Linked DNA regions of Homo sapiens: region 1 is linked to region 2. The links are chromatin contacts, found by Hi-C or POLR2A ChIA-PET in ENCODE. All regions are on one chromosome and are shown on one strand. The core of a region is the stretch at or near the end of the contact, and the rest is flanking DNA. Distances in the headings are between cores, read along the strand shown. Region 1 overlaps PPP5C (protein phosphatase 5 catalytic subunit). Region 2 overlaps IGFL2-AS1 (IGFL2 antisense RNA 1).

What was found. A loop is a pair of places that touch in the nucleus more often than their neighbours do. ChIA-PET counts read pairs that join two places held with the same protein, here RNA polymerase II (POLR2A).
Region 1: a loop to region 2 is called in a map of PC-9, with 3 times the contacts of the local background. The contact joins two enhancer-like sites. A Hi-C loop is called at or near these places in 2 of 168 maps with a recorded cell type or tissue (PC-9 and heart right ventricle). POLR2A ChIA-PET finds 5 or more read pairs at or near these places in 1 of 52 experiments (PC-9).

Annotation. Positions count from the first base shown.
Region 1 is chr19:46,372,737-46,375,436 of GRCh38, forward strand. All of the region lies in intron 2 of PPP5C (protein phosphatase 5 catalytic subunit), which reads left to right. Among named protein-coding and RNA genes, the nearest start is that of PPP5C, 27 kb to the left of the region's middle. Within about 2 kb of position 1,400, at least 26 of the 41 ENCODE cell types and tissues checked have a DNase peak (open chromatin) inside an H3K27ac peak, as active enhancers do; they include PC-9, where a contact is called at or near this core.
Region 2 is chr19:46,191,894-46,194,786 of GRCh38, forward strand. All of the region lies in intron 2 of IGFL2-AS1 (IGFL2 antisense RNA 1), which reads right to left. It also overlaps a transcript of IGFL2 not described here. Among named protein-coding and RNA genes, the nearest start is that of IGFL2-AS1, 9.7 kb to the right of the region's middle. Within about 2 kb of position 1,403, at least 6 of the 41 ENCODE cell types and tissues checked have a DNase peak (open chromatin) inside an H3K27ac peak, as active enhancers do; they include PC-9, where a contact is called at or near this core.

The DNA of each region.
Region 1 (2,700 bases), core at 150-2,649, 180 kb after region 2:
TTTCCCTAAAGGTATATCTGGCATAACTACATAAATATCACAGTCAGAATACTGACCTTGATACAATCCAACTGCCACTTTAAAAAAAAAGTTCAGTGTGAAGTTCTGACCCGGTGGGCCTTCAGGAGCTGAGTCCCTTCTGGTCTGGACTGAATGACCTTCCTCAGGAGCAGGAGCCCAGCAGGGCATCTTCACTGTCCCAGCTAGACCTTGCGTGTCGCAGCAGCTACAGTAGCAGCAGGCCTTGGGATGAGCACTTGCCTGCTGCTGCCTGGCATTAAGTTCTCACGACAATCCTCCAGGGGGTGCTGGCACCACCCCTACTTTCTAGAAACTGAGGGAGGCTTGAGATGTGAGGCCGCCTGTCCTGGCAGGCCTGGATTCAGACCCAGGAGGCCTAGTCCCAGAGCCCAGGCTCATAACCACTGCCCCACGCTGCCTCCCTGGAGGGCATGCAGTGTGCCCCAGGGACGAGAGGCCCAGGCAGGGAGGGGAGGTGGTGGAAGGGGAGCCCATCCCAGCGTGCATAGCGGAAATCAGGAGCCTGGGCTTTGGCGCAGTTTCGCCTGGGAGAGAAGGGAATCCTGGCTTCCTGGGTGGGTGACTTCACCTCCCCGGGCCTTGGTTTTCTTGTCTGTCAGATGAGGATTGTGAAAACACTGCCATGTAGAGGTGCATGGAGGATAAATGAGCAAGTGAATTGCTTACACAATATTAGGCACATAGTAAGTGCTCTAGAAGTGAGCTGTGTATTATTATTGTTGCCGCTGCCACTGTTGGTATTCCCACTCCCTTTCTCCTCCCTGCGCTGTCATTGTTTGCCTTCATCTGCCTTCCCAGCCCGCCCACCCCTGGAGAACAGGAGACTGGCGGGGAGGAAATGCTCAGTCACTCATTCATTTCTTTGGAGAAAGGGGGGAAGGGAAATTCATTGACTGCTGCACGCACAGCTATGGCTGAGCCTCAGCCCTGCCCTCACAGGGCCACCTTCCAGCGGGGTGGACAGACCGGTTCCGAACCAGCAGGGCTCACGGCTGGAACAAGGGAGCCCAGGGGCCTTTGGGAGCCCAGAGGGGGTGCCTGACCCAGCCTCTGGGGCTTCCTAGAGGAGGGATCAGTGGGGCTGAGACCTGGAGGAGGAGCTGGAGGTGCAAATGAGGTGCTCTGGGCAGAGGCAGCCTGCATAAAGGCCTGGAGCCAGCATGCCGGGGACATGAGTGGTCTGGCTGGGAGGTATAGAGGGGTGGGAGGAGCCGCATGGGCCAGGCCACATGCTGGTTTGGATGCCAGCCGGGTGTGGGCACATAACCACTCCTCATTGGGAAGGATGCCAGGGGCTGCCTGGCACTGTCTTCCTCCCCTGCCTTACACCCACCCACAGCCCAGGTGGAGCTGCCTGGCAGGGTGCCCTAGGCCTGCCCAGACAGGGAGGAGGCCGTGGCCTGCTGGGCCTGGGCTCTTCTCACCCCGCTTGGCGCACACACCTGTTTCCAGCATGGATGAGCCTCACCCCCTGCTTCTGTCACACCAACCTGCAGGGGTCAGTGGGTGTCTCTGTGGAGGTTTCTGAGTCACGCTGCCAGGCTTTCCACCAGAGGCCACCCCTGCTCCTTGAGGGCCGGCCCTGGGACCTCCCAGTCTGTCCTCTGGCACAGGAGATACGGGGGTCTGCTCCTGGGGAGGCTAAGGATGGTGGGCAGGTCAGACGGGGGTCTACGTGACTAAACAGGTGAAGTCACTTGCCCAAAGTCACATGGCAAGTAAGTAGCAGAGCCAGGATCTGAATCCAGCCCCCAAATCCAGTCTGCTTTTCAGGTTAGAAGATCAGAGTTTGCAGGAATCGGGGTAAATAAGGTTGCGGGGATAGGGCTCCTTTCACTGGGAACTTGCTATGTCCCAAAGCTGAACGCCCCATGCCTATTGTGTATGATCTGGTCATCAGCGCAGCAGCCCCAGAAGGGGGACCGTGAAGAGCAGTGGGCGCCCACGTGGAGTTTCCTTTCACCTGGCACCACTGTGCAGGGTTCACAAGCATTCACCCATGCAGCTCTCCCAGTGGCCCTCTTGAGGGAGATATATATGGTTCTCAGTCCCACCTCAGAGAGAAACTGAGCCACAGAGAGGCAGACTCACCTGCCTGAGGTCACCCAGCTCATGACTTGCAGAGCTGGGATTTGAACCCGGTCTCAGGGATCTGTGACCCTCAGTTCCTCTCTTCAGTGGACAAAACAGGGAAATCTTTTGTCCTGGGCCTCCCCAGAGTGTGAGGGAGGGAAGTAACAGCACTCGGTGCTGCTGCCCACCTGCCCCTGCTGCATGCCGGGCCCCCTGTGTTACTTATTCCTTCCCACAGCCCTGGCAGGGGAGCCCTGTGTCACCTCCCTGTTAGAGATTAGGTAACCTGGGCTTGGGGAGTCCATGTCGTCCAGCAAGTCATTGGCCCTTTGTGTGAGTCTGGGCTGTTCTGTGACCGTAGACCCAGCCGGGCCCTTCCTCTCATGCTCCGCCACCTTGGTAGTCACGATAGTAGCATCAGGACCTGTGCTTGGGATGCTGCTCACCCCACAGGGATTCTCACAGGGCACCTGAAGCTGAGCCCGCAGTCCTCAGACAGGCAGTTGTTTGATTTTAGCGCGCTCATAGCTAAGATTGATGAAGTGCACCCATGCGGGCAGCTTTGCTGTGCCCAGTTTTGGGGTG
Region 2 (2,893 bases), core at 153-2,652:
TTACTATTTTATTTGTAATCATTGAATTTTTGATTCATACTTTTCTTCTTGGCATAGCTTGTTTTCCATTATTTTATACATGTGAGAGGTGTTCTTTTAAAACTTCATCAGCACAGCAATAAAGTGAAAACCAAAGCTCCTTTTCCACTCTAAGCCCTTGTCTTTCTCCTTGGAGTGATTCACTGTCCTCTCTGGTGAGAACTCAGGGTTCCAAACGTGCCTAGAAGAGCACACCCACAGGGACACAACAGTGGGCAGCAGGGGCTGGGGTGCAGGTGCCCTGTGGCTAGCGCTCCCAGGTCAAACCCTGACCTTGCCCCACTGACTGTGACTGTGGGTGAGTTATGAAGCCACTCTGTGTTTCAGTTTCCTCATTTGTAAAATGATGATGAAACCCAGACAAGATGAATCAATAATTGTAAAGAGTTATGAAGAATGCTCGATGCTCAAATTACATTAAACATTGTGGAATTGCTTTTCTGAAAATATTTTGTTTGTTATAACTTTACATAAATGCCTCATTCTTTTGCTTTTTTTTTTTTTTGAAATGGAGTCTCGCTCTGTCACCCAGGCTGGAGTGCAGTGGCATGATCTCAGCTCACTGCAACCTCCACCTCCTGGGTTCAAGCAATTCTCCTGCCTCAGCCTCCCAAGTAGCTGGGACTACAGGTGCCCACCACCATGCCGGGCTAACTTTTGTATTTTTAGTAGAGACAGGGGTTTCACCATGTTGACCAGGCTAGTCTCGAACTCCTGATCTTGTGATCCACCCACCTCGGCCTCCCAAAGTTCTGGGATTACAGGTGTGAGCCACTGCACCCGGTCTCTTTTGCTTTTTAAATAGAATTATTTGAAGTATTTTTGAAGAACAAAGCATGGAGTCATCCCAGCCTTTCTAGTGGCTGAGTATTATTGTGGTATAGTAATTCCCTCTTATCTCCACTTTCACTTTGGCGTAGGTTTCAGTTACCCATGATCAACTGTGATCTGAAAATATTAAATGAAAATATCAGAGGCCAGGCATGGTGGCTCATGCCTGTAATCCCAGTACTTTGGGAGGCCAAGGTGGGTGGATCACTTGAGGTCAGGAGTTCGAGACCAGCCTGGAAAACATGGTGAAATCCTATCTCTACTAAAAAATTACAAAAATTAGCCGGGTGCTGTGGCATGTGTCTGTGATCCCAGCTACTTGGGAGGCTGAGGCAGGAGAATCACTTGAACCCGAGAGGTGGAAGTTGCAGTGAGCCAAGATCGTGTCACTGCACTCCAGCCTGGGGGACAGAGCAAGACTCTGTCTCAAAAGAACAAAAACAAAACACAAAACAAAGAAAAAACAGTTCATAAATTTTAAAGTTGCGTGTCACACTGATTGTGAAATGCCGTGTCGTCCCGCTCTGTCCTGCCCCGCTGGTGAGTCATCCTTCGTGCAGCATATTGACACTGTAGATGCTACCGGCTCAGTAGTCTCCAGTAGCTGTCTCAGTTATCAGATCAACTGTCATGCTATTGCAGTGTTTGTGAAAGTTTCTCAAGAGGGCTTTCTTTATCGTAAAATAAAACCTTTATTTTACTTTGTAATGGCCCCAAACTGCAAGAGTAGTGATGCTGGCAATTCAGATATGCCAAACAGAAACTGTAAAGTGCTTCCTTTCAGTAAAAAGATGAAAATTCTCCACTTAATAAGGAAAGAAAAAAAAATGGGCTGAGGTTGCTAAGATCTATGGTAAGAATGAATCTGCTGTACCTGAAATTGAGCAGGAAGAAACAGAAATTTGCACTAGCTTTGTGTCCTACCTCAAACTGCAAAACTTACAGCTGCACTATGTGGTAACTGTTACAATATATTGTAACTGTTCTATTTTATTCTATCTTGGATGTCTCCCTTCGATGTAATGATGCTGCTCTGTCCAGCAGACACCGCTCTCGGGTCTAGGCTGCTATCAGTTCAGGAAGAGATGGGTATTTCTGGTCAGAGTATTACCACAGTGTGTTGGCTCAGCCTCTCTGTTTCCACCAGAGCCCAACAACATGTTAATAGCTCCTTCAGAAAAGGTGCATGATGAGTGGCCATTTCTGGGAGCCTAGAAGTCCAGAAACTTTGCGGTCATCAGACTCTGATGGCTTTTCCTTTTGGTCAGATTCCAGTCTTCCTCATCTCCTAGCACTGAAACTTGTCATTCAAATGGGGAGCTGGGCTCTACGGGACACAGGGGCCTGAGTAACTGCCTGAGGTAGGGCCTGGAGTGCATTGTACTCCCTGGACCCCCACTGGGGGTCCCTGGAAAGCAGCTATGTCTCTGGTTATCTGGTGCAGGGGGACCACCAGAATGCCCAGATGGAGTCTATGTTGTCTTTAATATCCAAAATACCCAGTGAGGCGTTGACTCCACGGTCTGCAAGGGCCTCTCTCTGCCTGGTACCAGATATCAGATGTGGAAAGGCTGTCAATCTCTTTGTTAGAAACCTCCTGTGGTATCAGCCAGGCACCCAGAGGCTGCCTCTGGCACAAGCGCTTGGGTTTAGAGTCTTCTGACTTTGTTTATTTTAACTTTCATCACTCATTGGGTCTGATCCCATTCTGCTGCAGAAAGCAGTAAAGCTTTTCAATGGCTTCACCAGGGACAATGCAAGCAAAAACCAATCAAGGGCCGGACACGGTGGCTCACGCCTGTAATCCCAGCACTTTGGGAGGCCGGGGGAGGTGGGTCACTTGAGATCAGGAATTCAAGACCAGCCTGGACAATATGGTGAAGCCCCATCTCTACTAAAAATGCAAAAATCAGCCAGACGTGGTCACGGGCACCTGCAATCCCAGCTACTAGGAAGGCTGAGGCAGGAGAATCACTTGAACCCCGGGAAGCAGAGATTGCAGTGAGCTGAGATTGTGCCACTG